Linked DNA regions of Homo sapiens: region 2 is linked to region 1. A link is a loop called in an ENCODE intact Hi-C map of the cell type or tissue named here. Cell type or tissue: GM12878. All regions are shown on one strand. Each heading gives the region's core, and the rest is flanking DNA. Links, peaks and the distances in the headings are about the cores only.

The links. Hi-C counts contacts between places; a loop is a spot of excess contacts. Peaks named below come from ENCODE experiments on the same cell type or tissue, not always from the same donor. Only the 100,000 strongest peaks of a DNase experiment are listed, where the experiment ranks them.
Region 2: a loop joins it to region 1, with 11 times the contacts of the local background. A loop is called at or near these places in 83 of 110 quality-filtered maps.

The regions. Positions count from the first base shown.
Region 1 is chr1:62,742,901-62,752,680 of GRCh38, forward strand. No RefSeq gene overlaps it. Among named protein-coding and RNA genes, the nearest start is that of ATG4C, 36 kb to the right of the region's middle. In GM12878, for the core only: a CTCF peak has its summit at 3,820 (motif pointing left); a DNase peak (open chromatin) is centred at 3,781.
Region 2 is chr1:62,503,885-62,511,884 of GRCh38, forward strand. DOCK7 (dedicator of cytokinesis 7) reads right to left here. Exons shown (of 50, transcript NM_001367561.1): 34 at 6,693-6,789; 35 at 4,078-4,174; 36 at 1,798-1,932; 37 at 746-898. Among named protein-coding and RNA genes, the nearest start is that of USP1, 71 kb to the left of the region's middle. In GM12878, for the core only: a CTCF peak has its summit at 4,473 (motif pointing right); a DNase peak (open chromatin) is centred at 4,497.

The DNA of each region.
Region 1 (9,780 bases), core at 697-8,696:
AAACGCAATAAAAACAAAGATAAATAGCTGGGACCTAATTAATCCAAAGAGATTTGCATGGCAAAAGGAACAGTCAGCAGAGTAAACAGACAACCCACAGAGTGGGAGAAAATCTTCACAATCTATACCTGACAAAGGACTAATATCCAGAATCTACAATGAACTCAAACAAATCAGTAAGAAAAAAACAATCCCATCAAAAAGTGGACTAAGAACTTGAATAGACAGTTCTCAAAAGAAGATATACAAATGGCCAACAAACATATGAAAAAATGCTCACCATCACTAATGATCAGGGAAATCCAAATCAAAACCACAATGCGGTACTGCCTCACTCTTGCAAGAATGTCCATAATCAAAAAAATTAAAAAATAGTAGATGTTGGCATGGATGCTGTGAACAGGGAACACTTCTACACTGCTTGTAGGAATGTAAACTAGTACAGCCACTATAGAAAACAGTGTGGAAATTCCTTAAAGAACTAAAAGTAGAACTACCATTTGATCCAGCAATCCCACTACTGGATATCTACCCAGAGGAAAATAAGTCATTATTCGAAAAAGATACTGCACACACATGTTTATAGCAGCACAATTCACAAGTTGCAAAATCGTGGAACCAAACTAATTGTCCATCAGTCAATGAGTGGATAAAGAAACTGTGGTGTATATATGTATCATATATATGAGATATATACATATATGAGATATATACATATATGTATGTATGATATGTATGATACATATATCATATGGATGTATGATATGTATGATACATATATCATATATATGTGATGGAATACTACTCAGCCATAAAACAGAATGAATTGACAGCATTTACAGTGATCAGGATAGACTGGAGACTATTATTCTAAGTTAAGTAACTCAGGAATGGAAAACAAAACATCATAAGTTCTCACTGATATGTGGGAGTTAGGCTATGGGGACACAATGGCATAATAAGAATGATACAATGGACTTTGGGGACTTGAGGGGAAGAGTGTGAAGGGGGTGAGGGATAAAAGACTACAAATATGGTGCAGTGTGTACTGCTCGGGTGATGGGGTGCACTGAAATCTCACAAATCACCACTAAAGAACTTATTCATGTAACCAAATACCACCTGTACCCCAATAACTTAAGGAAAAAAATTTAAAAATAAATAAATAAAATTTTTTTAAAAATTGGCCAAGGATGGTGGTGTGTGCCTGTGGTCCCAGCTACTTAGGAGGCTGAGGCAGGAGGATGACTTGAGCCCAGGAGATCAACGCTGCAGTGAGCCATGTTTGCACCACTGCACTCCAGCCTGGGCAACAGAACACATTTCTGTCTCATAAATAAATAAGTAAATAAATAAATAAATCTAAGTATCTTTGGTTAAATTCCACTTTGGGTAGGGCTAAGAGAGGAGATGTGAACTCTGAGAGCCCAAATATTATGTCTTTCAAGTCTATTTTTTTGGTAAGTCAATTTTTGACTACCCTTTCTTTACTTATTGTGCCCTGTGAACTCTTCCATGTCCATACCCATTCATTGTCTATAATCTTGGCACTTTCTTATTCATTAATTCAACAAATATTTATTCCCTATCACCTTTATTTATGCATTTCTATAGATGCTAGAGATAGGGTAAATAAAAGTATGGCAAAACCAGCAATTACTTTTGCACCAACCTAATATGATTTTTTAAGAAATTTATAATTTCATTAGAGAAATAGATGTATAAACAAAGAAATTATAATACAAACATTGTGATAAGTGCAGGAAGTAGAAAATAGTGATTATTGCTTTCTTCAAACATAAAGTATTGTTAGTCAGGAGTCCTTCAGTTGTAAGTGCCAGAAACCCAATTTCAAACAGCAAAAGCAGAAAATGGAATCTATTGGCTCACATCCCTACAAATTCCAGGAATAGAACTGTGCTAAGGGACTCAAATAATGTTGTTGGGTCTTCATAGCTTATTCTGGTTTATTTCTTGCTTTTGGGGCCTTGCTTTTTTCTTCTGAAGATGGACTCTGAAGTGAATTCTACAGCACACTACCCAGATGCCTTATTTAGAATCGAAGCATTGGTTTCCTTCAGGTTTTGGGAGTGTTGGCTGCTGATGGCTCATAGTTGAGTCTCTTTCTGAGACAAAGGGAGGTGTCTCACTCAAGTTTATCCCTCCTCCCTGAGAATAGCTTGAATCCAAAGACTGATCAATGAGGGATACAAAGGGCTGGCCTCTTGCCTTGATTCAGGACGTACCTAAAAGGCCATCCAGCTTTAGAGTTACCCATGGGAACAGTTCAGGAATCTGAGGAACTTAACATCTGACTCTTGGAAGAACGGTTCTGTGGAGAAGAGGGTTGAGTTTATTTTTTTTATTCTGGAGATATAGGGATGAAATGGAGAGAAGTAAAGAAGAGAAAATATGAAGGGAAACCAAACAACTGTTTGAACTGGTGAAAGACTAGGCACCTTGCCCTGTGACTCCTCTCTAGAACCCTGCAGACTTTTATCAAGTATTTGGCTACAAGCAAGTTTTTTGTGAAACCAGTGGAAGAGTCTGTTCTTCCTCTCTCAACTGGCCTAGGATGGGATGGAACTGTAGAGCACAGGCATATTTAGGAGTTTAGAGACATAATTCTGAGGAAATAAGTTCTAGAACTTTGCAGAAGCAGTAGGTAGGGCTATGAACTCTATACATTGTAAGGTTTGACAGGCAAACATCTGGATGTATCTGTCACAGCAACTAATGTCTTAGAGAATAAGGTATAGCTTCACCAAACATTTGAGGAACTAGTAGTAAAAGTAATCAATGCTAATAAATGACAGTATAATAAAATGAAGGCAAAGTGCCACAGGAACAGAAAGGTCTTGAACAGCTAACCGATATATTAAAGAACAAATAGACTTGCCCGGCATGGTGCTATGTATCTGTAGTCCAAGCTACTTGGGAGGCTGAAGCAGGAAGATCACTTTGAACCCAGGAGTTCAAATGCAGCCTGGGCAACATAGAGAGATCCTATCTCTAAAATAAAAAAAGAAAGAAAGAAAAGATAAATTTGTATAAGTCCATTACTTGGCTTTATTATAATACAGAGAAAAACTGAGGGAAGGATTAGACAGGTCTAAAGCTATTAAAAAGAAATATAGCAAGAAAAACTGGAAGTCCATTGTCTGTGAAAAATTAAAAAAATAAATTATGTTCATTCATCTAGCACGGTGAATAAAAATAATTGACATTCTAAGGCTCCAATTAAAACATTTCCAGGCCGGGCCTGGTGGCCCACACCTATAATCCCAGCACTTTGGAAGGCCGAGGCAGGCGCATGAGTCAGGAGTTTGAGACCAGCCTGGGCAATACGGTGAAACCCCGTCTCTACAAAAAATTTAAAAAATTAGCCGGGCATGGGGGCACACACCTGTAATTTCAGCTACTCAGGAGGCTGAGGCAGGAGGATTGCTTGAACCCCGAGGCAGAGGTTTCAGTGAGCTGAGATTGCACCACTGCACTCCAGCCTAGGTGACAGAGTGAGACCTTGTCTCAAAATAAAACGAAACAAAACAAAATCCAAAAGTGTTTCCTCATGTTTTATTAATTAAAAACAAACAAAACCATAGCTGAGGAGGTTTCTCAGCTCAGAGGTTGACTGAGGAGGTTTCTCTGCAAGTGTGTTTACAACTGTGAATGGTAAATCCCACCAGAAGAAAGGCAAATAAATTAGATCGCTCCTGGAAAGCACTCTGCCTCATTCTTCAGCGGTTTTTGATGATGTGACTTAATATATAAAAAAGCACAGAGCTGAACTCAAAATGAAATAGCAGATTAAGAGAGCCATCTACTGGCAACTCATTGAAATCTGTTTAATTTGTTACGTTTCTATGCCCAATATTTTCTCATCACTAATTCTAGGGTCAACTTTCTAGACATATTTAATCTGCTCAACCTTCATGTTATACTTTTTATGAAGGAGGATATCTTTAATATAAGCTACAATTTGTAACACAGATACCCAGGTTTAGGAATTATTCTTTGAAATTTAGCCAACTTGTCTATTACGCTAAGAATGATGATGACAGTACATGTGATGTTTAGTAAAGTGACCAAAATAAAAGCAGACGACATATGTCCAGCACTGATCCATGTACTTTACTTGTATTGATTCTTATAATCTTCACAAGAACCTTATAAAGGAGGTACTATTATTATTTTCATTTTGCAGATAAGGAAACTGAGTACGGAGAAGTTAGATATCTTGCTCAAAGTCCAACAGCTAATAAGATTTTCCCTTCAGATCAGACACAAGACATAGATATTGTTCTTGTCACTTCTATTCAACATTGTTCTAGAGGTTCTAATCAGGGCAATTAGTTAAGAAAAAGAAATAAAACACATCCAAATTGGAAAGGAGAAAAGCAAAACTATCTGTTTATGGATGACATCACATATACAGAAAGTAAATCCTAGGTAATCCACAAAAAAGTTTAAGAGTTAATAAATAAGTGTACTCAAGGTGGTATGGTACAAGATCAATATGCAACAATCAGTTATTTTTCCTATTCACTAGGAACAAGTAATCTGAAAATGAAATTAAGAAAACAACTTCATCTACAATAGCATCAAAAAGAATAAAATACTTAGGAATAAATTTAACACAAGAAATGCAAGATTTCTACACAAAACATACAAAAATCATTGAAAGAAATTAGAGGTTTAAATAAATAGAAAGGCATCTGTGTTCATGGATTGGAAGACTTGATATTGTTAAGATGTCAATACTCTTGAAATTGAGCTACAGATTCAGCGTAATTCCTATGAAAATTCTGGCTGGCTTTTTTTTTTTTTTTACAGAAATTGACAAGATTATTCTAAACTCCATAAGGAAATGCAAGAGACCCAGAAGAGCCAAACAGTGTTGAAAAAGAAGAAAGTTGGAGAACTCACATTTTCCAATTTCAAAACCTACCGCAAAGTTATAGTAGTCAAGACAGTATTGTGCTGGCATAAGGATAGACATATATATCAACAGAATAGAATTGCAGGTTCAGAAATACATCCATAACTTATGGGCAACTGATATTCAACAAACATGCCAATACAATTTAGTGGGGCAAAAATAATCTTTCCGACAAATGACACTAGGACAACTGAATATCCACTTGCACAAGAATGAACTCTTAACCTCATAGCATATACCATCGGAACTCAAAATGGATCATAGACCTAATTATAAGAGCTAAAACTATACTTTTTTATCTTTCTACCTTGTCTAAATATACTTTTATAATAACAAATTGGGAAATATGGTTAAACTTATGGTTTTCTGTTATTGAATGTCATCAAATTGATGAATAACAAATTGATTGAATATCAAAGTTGATTGAGCTTAATTAAGTATTATTGTGTATGTCTGTGTATCCTGTTGATAGACTGGCAATATTTGGGCAAGTAATAAAAGAAAGACATACATAATTTATAAATTATTGCATACTATATTAGTTTGCTAGGGCTGCTATAACAAAGTACCACCAACTGAGTGGCTTAAACAACAGAAATTTGTTATCTCACAATTTTAGAGACCGGAGGTCCACGATCAAAGCATTGACAAGGCCATGCTCCCTCTGAAGGAGCTAGAAAAGATCTGTCTCATGCTCCTACTGGAAAGTATAATTCCAATCGTCACCTAGAGTTATCCCTTCATGTTTGTCTCTGTGTTCAAATTTCCCGTTTTAATAAGGACACCAGTCATATAGGATTCACAGTTCACCCTACTCTGGTATTATCTCACTTTACCTTAACTAATCATATCTGCAATGATTCTATTTCCAAATAAGGTCATATTCTGAGTTACTGGGGTTTAGGATTTCAACCTGTAAATTTTAGGAGCAGGGGACACAATTCAACTCATCACACATGCTTATTCCATGAGATTAGTTTTCTTCCCTTAATTTCAACAAAATAACTAAATGTGTTTTTATAATCAATATTTTTACATAAATTGTATTTTATTGTAAAATGGCCTGAGGAATTAAAAAATAAAAAAGTATAAGGTCATAAAATTTGCATAAATTTTATAAAAATATAAGTTAAAATAAATGTAAAATTTAACAATTATTTTTATATTTTAAAAAGTTATTTTTCTTCTGAAATTGTTAATTTCATTTATTAAAATTCAAAGCAAAAATTTTATTAACAAAATAAAAATTATTCAAGTAAAATAAAAATTTAATATTTTGAAAATATTTAATAGTATTTAATTTTAATTTTATTTAACTTGTTAAATATTTTTATAAAGATAAAACTATTTGCACTGTTAATGTGCAATGCTTGTCATGTTGCCAATGTAAAGAATTGTTAAACTACATCATGAATTATTATGTTTAGATCTACGTATATGTATATATGTACATTGAGGAGTAATATGTAATGTTTAATATTGCAAAATCTTTCTCTTCCACTACATTATTTATTTTGAATAACAAGTTACTCCAACTCTTAGTATTTTTTTTTTTGCAGATGGAGTTTCACTTTTGTTGCCCAGGCTGGAGTACAGTGGCACGATCTCAGCTCACTGCAACCTCTGCCTCCTGGGTTCAGGTGATTCTCCAGCCTCAGCCTCCCGAGTAGCTGGGATTACAGGCACCCACCACCACACCTTGCTAATTTTTGTGTTTTTAGTAGAGACTAGTTTTGCCATGTTGGCCAGGCTGGTCTCAAACTCCTGACCTCAAACTCCTGCTTGCCTCAGCATCCCAAAGTGCTGGGATTACAGGTGTGAGCCACCATGCCCAGCCTCTTAGTGGTTTTAAAGAATAACATTTATTATCTCACACTTTTTGTGGGTTAGGAATTGCCATGGCTTACTTAGGTGGGTCCTCTGCTTCCTGGTCTCGGACAAGGCTGCAGTCAAGGTGCTGGCCAAGGTTTTTGGTTTTTGGTCTCATTTGAAGGCATGACTGGGGAGGAATGTGCTTGCAAGTTTACACAGTGATTGTTGCCAGGATTCAGTTCTTTGCAGGTTGTTGAACTGAGGGCCTAAGTTTTTTACTAGCTGTTGGTCCTAGGCCACCCTCAGTTGTTTGCCATATGGGTCCATCCAACAATAGCAGCTTGTTTCATCAAAGCATGTGAGCCAGGAAGGCAATAGAGAGAGTCTGCCAGTAAGATGGAAGCCATAGTACTTTAAAGGGCATAAATACAATGAGGTGAGAATCACTGGAGACCATCTTAGAAGATTGCCTGCCATAGTAACAATACGTAACTCTTGTGAATACCATGCTGCTTCATGAGTACTTAGGAACCACAAACTGGAATAGGAACAGAAGCAAGAAAGTGGATGCTTTGCTCTAATGGAAAATGATTCTTGGCTATGGAAGAATCTATTGCATTCATGCTAAAAGGAAGAATTTGACAAGTTAATTAATTACTCTTTTTTCTTACCTAAGCATTTTGCTACTCAAGTCCTCTCCATACTCTGAAGCAGTATTTATCTTTTATATTGCCACCAGGAAAACCCACAGACTATTACAGCATTTGAACACAGTTGCCTTTGGTAGGGCAAGAGATTCAGAGAAGCATTTCTCTGAGTCCTGAACAATGTTACAATGTTAGTCCTGAGAATACATGTTTAAGATGAAGGGTTGCACTGAGCCAGTGCTGAACACCAGTTAGACAATGATGAAGGCACTCATGGTTTTTTTTTTGTTTGTTTTGTTTTGTTTTTGTGTGTGTGTGTGAAAGAGAGAGAGAGGGGTATATTATATATAAGACCCTCTAAAGCATGAGGATACAAAGTAGCAGTTCTTTTTGCTCACGGGTAGTGGCAGAACTGCTGTTTAAGCCACCTGTAACCCAGTAGGGACTAAATATTATTATACTTCTTGGCTTGTCTAACATGTCTCAATTTTTAGGTGATTTGAACTCAGATCAGTCTGACTCCAAAACTCACATTTTCTCTTTCTTGCCTTCTTTTACTTCCTTTCATTCTTTTGAAAGTTACTATTTTCTAATTACAAATATATACACACACAAATTATAAATGATTTGTGAAATGCAGAAAAGCAGTAAAAAAAAAGAATTATTCAAAGTTTCATAATCTAAATGCCAGCATTGTTGATATTTTGATCTGTATTTCTTGATATTCTTTCTTCTAAGTGTAATTTTTCATTTTTTGTTTAACAGAGGTGTGACTGTTTTGCAAGTATAATTTTTTATTCAGTTGTTTTCACTTACCATTACAACATAAGGCACATTTCCATGTTATCATGAACTATTCATAAACATCATTTTTAACAATCCCATGCTCTTTTTTTCTACACTACACTGCTTTCCAGGGAAAGACAGTAAGTCAAATATTGCTCATAAACATTCCTTGTGTTAGTCTAAATTTCAACCTGGCCCAATTTCAGATTCCTCTGAATCTAAAAATAACCTTTCTCTCTCTCTCTCTCTCTCTCTCTCTCTCTCTCTCTCTCTCTCTCTCTGTCTTGGTAGAGGATGAGCTATTTTTGGTATTTGGAGACTCAGGAATTCAGTGGGCTTGGAAGAAGAGGGAAGGGTCAAACTGGGCCATTTGTTACTTTAACCCAAAGCCAGGTCTCAAACTTTGACTTGGAGCAAGGTTCAGAAGGAAGCTACTAACTTAATATTAACTCTTGATATCATAAAAACTCTACTTTTAAAATACAATTATAAAAAAACCTAGCTTTATATATATTTTTATATATTTTGTTTGTGTGTATATATATAGTGTATATATATATTGTGTATATATATAGTGTATATATACTATATATATTATATATACTATATATTATATATAGTATATATATTATATATTATATATAGTATATATAATATATAGTATATATATTATATATATAGTGTATATATAATATATATATATATATATATTTTTTTTTTTTGAGACAGGGTCTCACTCTGTCAACCAGGCTGGAGTGCGGTGGGGTGATCTCAGCTCACTGCAGTCTCCGCCTCCTGGTTCAAGCAATTCTCATGCCTTGGCCTCCCAAACAGCTGGGACTACAGGTGCACACCACCATGTTCACCTAAATTTTTGTATTTTTAGTAGAGAAAGGGTTTTGCCATGTTGGCCAGGCTAGTCTCAAACTCCTGACCCCAAGTGATCCGCCTGCCTCAGCCTCCCAAAGTGCTGGGATTACAGGCATGAGCCACTACAGTTGGGCTGCTTTATATATTTTATAAAAAGGCAGCCAGAAAGAACTCTTGACTTTTTGGCTTCTCTACAGAAACCAAAAAGTTGGGCAGGATTATGTTTATTTAGTGCCAGTACTTAAAGGTTATTATTTTTTTTTTTTTTGAGACAGAGTTTCGCTCTTGTTGCCCAGGCTGGAGTGCAATGGCATGATTTGGGCTCACTGCAACCTCTGCATCCTGGGTTCAAGCAATTCTCCTGCCTCAGCCTCCCGAGTAGATGGGATTACAGGCATGCACCACCATGCCTGGCTAATTTTTTTGTATTTTTAGTAGAGACGAGGTTTCTCCATGTTGGTCAGGCTGGTCTCAAACTCCCGACCTCAAGTCATCTGCCCGCCTCGGCCTCCCAAAGTGCCGGGATTACAGGCATGAGCCACTGCGCCCGGCCCAAAGGTTATTCTTTAAAAGTTCACAAAGTCTACATCACTGAATGACAAATACCAGTTTTTAAGATTAATCCATTCTAGGGCTGGGCGCAGTAGCTCTAGCCTATAGTCCCAGCACTTTGGGAGGCCAAGGCGGGTAGATCATTGAGATCAAGAGTTCGAGACCAGCCTC
Region 2 (8,000 bases), core at 1-8,000, 240 kb before region 1:
AAAGTACAAAAAATTAGCTGGGCGTGGTGGCGGGCACCTGTAATCCCAGCTACTTGGGAGGCTGAGGCAGGAGAATGGCGTGAACCCAGGAGGCGGAGCTTGCAGTGAGCCAAGATCACGCCACTGCACTCCAGCCTGGGCGACTGAGTGAGACTCCGTCTCAAAAAAAAAAAAAAAATAAGGCTAGTCAACTCTTTGGGTTAAAAAGAAAACACAAACTGAAATGACAACATTACTAAATATCAGAACCAAGGAGACGCCAAAAATAGCACTTAAAGGAAAATTCAAGGCCTTAAATACTTACATAAGCAAAAATAAATGAACTAAATATTTGACTCAAAAAGGAAAAATATAACACATGAATATAACATATAATAAAAGACAAATGAAAAAATGGAATTCTTCAAAGGCTGTGACATGTAATTGTAAAATATCAAGCCAAGATACTTAAACTTGTATTTCTTTTTACTTAGGGACAATTAAAATTTAAAACTGCTCAATGTACATTTATATTCTAAGTCTGTATTAATATACATACATACATACATACGTACACATGATATGCACACAATTGGAGATTTGGATTTTTGTAAGATATACACAGAATGAGAAATATCAAGATAGCCTATGATTAGACTAAAAATATACAAAAAACTCCATGCTCTCCCAAAAACTGATTTAATAACTATCAGCAGAAGTTATATTTCATTATGAATACAGAGAATTTTCATGATAAAATACTTACATTCCCAATCTCAAAGTTTTGCCTCATTAGTAGGTAAAGGGAGGCACTGGCGTGTGACCGTATTGTACCGATGCTACTGCTACAGTGTCGGAGAAGCCTGAGGCATAAATCAGCACACTGCTCTGTCTCTTCTTCAAATAAGAGTTCAGGAAACTGTAAAACAACAAAACAAACCACCACTGAATTTTTACAGTAAAAGTTTCTGAGATATGTTAATATAACCTGAACTGGAGACTTGTTAGTATAGCCCAGAAATTAAAAGAATGGTTAGGACAATATTAGCTAATGGTTAATAGTGTGAGACACAGAGTCAAACTGGGTTCGAATGCTCATTATTCCACTTACTAACTAGTAGTGGGACCTTGGACAAGTTTTCTCATCCACAAAATAGGCCTAATAATATATCTACAAGGGATTGTTGTGAAGCTTCTATCAGAATGTGCATAAAACACTTAGTAATCAACATATATGAATTCTATATTTATTACAAAATAATACGTAAGTTATTTTCATCAACATCTCTGCATTCCATCCTCTAGGATGATTAAAATGAAATAGCTACCTTCAAAATTTAAGAATATACATATTTCTAAGGGAAAACAAATATAAGAAGTAAACATTTAAAGCAGTTGAACAAACACATACCTTCTTTTCCATTCATCATAAAATAATTTCAGTGGGTTGAATTGCTTATATATTGAATTCTTTATAAATTGAGTTTTTTATAAAAACAGAACCAAGTGAAGAGAAAACAAGAGAAGCCCCATATTTAAGATTGGCTATTAATTTCAGGCCCTTCTCCACATCCAAGTTACTGTTTTTCAAACCAGAACTGGTTAAAGGTGATTCGAATAAATGAAAAATTCTAAAAGGCAGGCAGCAGTAGAGAGGCAAAGAAGAATTAAGGGTCTTAGGTTATTATTTAAATTTTAACTACACATATTCATTAATATATTACTACATATATTAACCAATGAATGTGTCAAATGATCTTAGACAATGTTAATAAAAAAAACAAAGTCTGACAACACTGCAGGTACAAAATAACCTACCTTTGAAACCAAGGCTCTCTGTGTAGCAAAACAGTGTTGTAGATAAACTGCACTTTGGTTACAGGCCATGCTGTGTAGTAGCACTTTTAGCACTCCACCAAGAATGCTCTCTTTGGATTCCGTTACAGAAACGGTCTGCAATTTAAAAATAAACAAATAAAATAGAGATGTACTTGCAATTTAGTTATGGATGTTACAGGCCTCCCTATGTATAAATAAAGGCCTCCCTGTATGTATAAGTAAAGTTTTAAAAGATAAAAAAATGATAACATAAGATCTAGGATGGCTTCAAGAAGGAGCTAAGCAGGATTTGAATAAGAAAAGGGGGAAAAAGAATAAATATAATTTAAATGAGAAAAAACAGGAGTAAGATACAATGGCAAGAAATCATAAGGTGTGTTTTAGGAAAATTAGTAAGTAAATTTGAATTGACTTGAGGTTCATGTAGAAAATAACTAGAGATAAGGCTGAAAAATTGAGTGGTGCCTAGAGCAAAAAATGTTGGTGGTACACAAATAACCATTCTTTTCTTCTTTAATAATTGAAATCCTGAATTTTAGCTGAAGACTTTGAATCCGGCTACAGAGAGAGGTGAACAAAAGAGAAGTTACATCTTCTGAGTCATGCCCTTAAAAAAAGAAATGTACTCTGTCCCTGCTGTTTCTTTTCACTGAATGAAATACAGACATGATGGCCGCAGCTCAAGCAACCATCTTGGGATCAGTTATCTTGGACTTATTAAATTTTTTCTATTTTTAAAACTTTAGTCAGGATAATGACTGATAAAATCTTTTTTTTTTTGTTTTTGAGATGGAGTCTCACTCTGTCACCCAGGCTGAAGTGCAGTGGCTTGATCTTGGCTCACTGCAACCTCCGCCTCCTGGCTTCAAGCAATTCTTGTGCCTCAGCCTCCTGAGTAGCTAGGATTACAGGTGTGCGCCACCACACCCAGCTAATTTTTTTATTTTTAGTAGAGTCAGGGTTGGCTGGGTGCAGTGGCTCACGCCTGTAATCCCCACACTTTGGGAGGCTGAGGTGGGTGGATCACCTGAGGTCAGGAGTTCGAGACCAGCCTAACCAACGTGGAGAAACCCTGTCTCTACTAAAAATACACAATCAGCTGGGCGTGGTGGCGCATGCCTGTAATCCCAGCTACTTGGGAGGCTGAGGCAGGAGAATCACTTGAACCCGGGAGGCGGAGGTTGTGGTGAGCTGAGATTGCGCCACTGCACTCCAGCCTGGGCAACAAGAGCGAAACTCCACCTCAAAAATAAATAAATAAATAAATAAATAAATAAATAAAATAGAGTAGAGTCAGGGTTTTGCCATGTTGACTAGGCTGGTCTTGAACTCCTGACTTGAAGTGATCCACCCACCTCAGCTTCCCAAATTGCTGGGATTACAGGCATGAGCCACCGTGCCCAGCCATAAAATACTTTTAAAGGAAAATTCTCACAACAATGTACAGAATGGATGGTGGGAAGAATACAGAGTGAGTTATGAAGTAGGTGGCCATTGTAATAGCGTGGAAATATGAACCTGGCAGAGTAGTGGTAGTAGAAAAGGAATGGAAGGAATAGGTGAGAGATATATTTACTAAAACATCTGAAAGATCTTGCTAACTGATTTGAATCCTGGCTCTTCTACATACTAGCTGCGTCATTATGGGCAGTTATTTAACATCTTTGTGCCTAAGTGTTCTCATCTACAAGATGAGGATACTGACAGTTTCAATGTCATGAGTTTCTTAGAAGGATCAAATGAGTTAATATTTGTAAAGTGCTTAGGACAATGTTTAACACAGAAAAAACTAAATAAATGTCAGCTATCACATTGTTACTACAGAATACTGCCCAGAGGGCAACTGTTAGGACCCAACACAATGATTATAGATAAAAAGCCTGAAACATTGCTGTGGTATACAGAGGATACTGCATAAACCCAGTTTATCTATATGTAGCTATAGCTATACATGCATGTTGAATCTCACCTGATGGCAGAACTTCCACCTATAAATACTCAGAGGATATTTGGAAATGCAAGACTAGGCCATCAAGGGGAAAGACAAGGAGATAAAGATTTCATAATCATCCTCCATGAAGAAACAGTTGAAGCTATGGGAATTTATAATTACAGAGAATCTCAGAATGCTTGGAACGAAACTTTTAGGAACTACCAATATTTAATAAAATGTAATTTTATGGCTCACAGTAAACACTTTTCCCTCCAACCTCAATTTACCAAATCCGTATTTTAAATTTCTCTTCTTTGCATTCTTACCTGAACAACAATCTCTAATGTATCTAAAATGATTAGGTTTGCTTCTGTAGCCAGGTTTCCATCAATCAGTGCTTCGTGTTCAATCTCTGCTCTTGATCTAATACAAAATATTGTAAGAAATTATATTTATCTTTTTGAAAACTACAATTCTGAAAAGACTTAAGGATGCATAGAAATAAAAAATTTCAAACCATTTTCAATATTTGCCTGATAAAAAATTACAAGAGAATAAGAAAAAAGGCAGTAGTTTACACATTTATGCAGCTTTTTTGTTAACCACAACAATACACACTTTCTCACCCCATTACAGAAGTGTAATGCCACTAAAAGCATAAATGTTTATGTTTTAGCTTTCAAACATGCAGCAGACAGTTTTATTCTAAGTGACACTGACACTAGGTGGTGCTATGTGGGCTTGTATTTAGGACTGCTTCATGGAAAACAACATTCAAATATTTAGTATTCATCTTACTATTTCAAATATTTCCAATGTCTGTATTCAGGATAAATGTACTTAATTTGTCTAAGGTTTCATCTAATTTTCCCCCAATTTTTTTTATATAAATATGCTCAGATGATAATTTAACTCTTCAGTGAGACTAGATGGAATTACTCATTGGAAACACAACAAATTTGGGGAAAAAAGGATGTGAGGTGACGAATATGCTAGTTAGCTTGCCTGTGGTAATCATTTCACAATTGTACACATATATTAAAAGATCATGTTATATTCTGTAAATATATACAATTTTGTCAATTATAACTCAATAAAGCTAGAAAAATAATAAAGAAAAAAGAACAAAACAGTTTGATGCAATAAAGTGGTTTACTTAAATACTAATATTTGTAAAAGTATCATTTAATGCAAATAAAAATGTAAGAATAATTACACATGATTTATGAATATAGTTGAGATTTTTGTTTTAGCAATAATAGATATACAGATACTATATATTACACCAAAGTAGACAAAATAACACATAAAGTACAAGGCCATATTAAACACTAACTTTTCTAAGTTTTTAGATCTGTAAGTCTGTGAGTCTTTATTATTACCACTAAAGAGAATACTTCATTAATTTACAGTTTACAAATTCAATTTAAGAATAAAAGCACTTTGAAAGGCTGAGGTAGGGGATCCTTGAGACCAGGAGTTAAGAGACCAGCCTGCACAACATGGCAAAACCCTGTCTCTACAAAAATTATTTGGGCGTGGTGGTGCACAGCTATAATCCCAGCTACTTGGGAGGCTGAGGTGGGAGGCTCACCTAAGCCCAGGAGGTCAAGGCTGCAGTGAGTCATGATTGTGCCACTGCACTTTGGCCTGAGTGACAGAGTGAGATCTTGTCTCAAAAAAAAAAAAAAAAAAGAATACAATTATCAAAATTAAACTGGAAAATAAAATATTTAATGTTCAAACTTAAAATTTCCAGTGACATTTTATAAAGAAACATAAGATGGTTTAAACAAAAAGAATCAGGAGAACACCAAAAAAGTCTCCCTCAAAACACAGCAAGATAAGCCAAGAGAACACATTCTACAAATGCAGAAATAAAGCACTACTATACTGATAGTACAGTACCTGGCTACTCTGTGATTTCTAAAAAATAACACATGTAGAAAAACCATCAGAGAAATAGATTTGGACAGACGGAGAAAAAGAAAGGAAAGCACACATTCCAAGGTTAAGAATTTTAATATATTTATATTACATTCAATATCTGATTATTTCAAGCTCTCATACATATGGTACTGAAACTTGTTTCTCTGCTGGCTCTCACTTGTTTCCTCTGTTTTATGATTTTACTGTCTGTGAGAAAATATTGTGAAAGTTTATTTGTGAGAATCTTCTGAGGCTTGGGCTGATGATGGTTCTCAGATAGGGTAATCAATCATCTTGGTTTGCCTTAGGACAGGACTAAAGGGCTCCCTGGGATGTGGGACAATCAGTGCTATAACTGGGAGAGTGCTAGGCAAACCTGAAATGAGTTGGTCACTCCATTCTCAAAGTTTTATGGGCCAGTGAAGCTACTTGCGGGCTAACTTATAATTAGAAATTCTCAAGAAAAAAATTTTAGCCCCTTGACTCAGTGCCAAATCTCAAGCCAGAAAAGTTTACCTGCAGCCACTTGGGCAGTAAGAAGATTCATGTAAGTGTATTGTAGGTGTTTATGGCAGTAGGATCAGTCAATGTATCAAGTCTGCCTTTATGCTAGAAACAGAAGACCTGTATTGTTTTGTCTTTCTTGAATTATATTATAAGCTCCATAACGACAAATGTCAGGTTTCTGATTCTTTGTAATATTTGAAATATTAGTTCAATGTGACACCTAAAATATGTTCAAAAAATAGTTGCTGAATGCATTTTCCAAGAGGATGTTTTAAAGAAAATGGAGTTTAAAATATAATATTTTGCCTTACTATACCACGAGAAGTTCTTCCTCCAAATCTTTTTAAATCTAAAATTTTTAAATTAAATATTTTGTTCTCTAAGACTTAATATATTTATTAAGTGTAAATACTAAATGTAAATATAAAGTAAAAGTTATCATTTTCCTCTTACATTTTAAAATTCAACACACCCATCAGTAACATAAAATAGAAAGCTGTATTACTTGTCAAGCTTCTCTGTGTTTTGACGCCAGTGAGTCATATCTTTCCTCCACCTCAAATTTTCTTGACTTCCAAAGGCACTTCCAGATGGGCTTCTCTCTGTCAAATAAATTTCAAAACCAATTTTCAAATGTTATTTCAGTTGGACCACATATATGTATACTTGCAATCATGTAAGAAATATACAACAATAATTTGTACAAGCCATTTTATCCTCAGTACAAGTTGAAAAACCTGACAATGGTGCTTTTTATTAAAAATTTTCACAATAATTTCAGAAGAAATGTACTTGCTATATGCAGTATCTTTTCTTTAAAACAATACCCACTTAAATAAGCAAATGTTCTAACATTGGTTTGCTTAAAATCTTAACCATGGCTTATAAGGCCTTACATGATATGACTTTATTTCCTACCATTCTTCCTCTTGCTTACCGCTTTCTGTTATCCTTGCGAATCTATCAGTATATACTCTGACTACGCTTCTGACTTACAACCTGTGCAATGGTTGTTGTTCCTTTTTCCTAATTGTTCTTCTCACAAATTTTCCTTTATCGCCTCCTTAGAAAGGCCTCCCACTCTCCAATACCTCCTTTTCCTTTTCTTTTGCTTTGTTCCTTTCCATAACACTTAGGACCACAAGTATATAAGCTCCTTAAGAACAGAAATGATATGTACTTTGTCCAAGCATGTTATGTCTAGGCTGATAAAGTGGTTTCTAGGTTTGAAGGCAGACTGCATGTATGGGTTCCTTTAAGGGGTGGCAGCAATAGAAATGATTCATACAAATCCATTAGGAGTGGAGACAGCATTGAGAATGTGGAGAATACACAAATATACATTTAAACAATGGACTCAGTCATAATTTCAAACTTTCAACTATAAAACTGCTTGTTTTTGGAAAAGGTAAGACTTTAAATTGGTTAAGAGGATGAAGAATAATGAAAGTAAATGTTCAGAGTTCAAATATAAATTTTTAAAAATACTGAAAAACAAATACAAAAGAATACAACTATACATATGTCAATTAAAGAAATACAAAAAATACTGAGAAATAAGAATCATTTCCTGTACAATAAAGGACATGGCTCTATTTCTTCTAATTTCTTTCCCTTTTCTTTCCTTTCTTTCCTTATCTCTTTCTCTTTTTTAAATTCTGAAATCCATGTCTTTAGGAAATTTATGGAAAAAAACAAAAAGATATGCCTATATTAAGATAGTTAGCAAAATTAACTATAATATTCTATCATTTACATTTTTTCCCACGAAACTCTCAATAGTTAATAATGTCTTAGAACTGAAAGTTAAGAA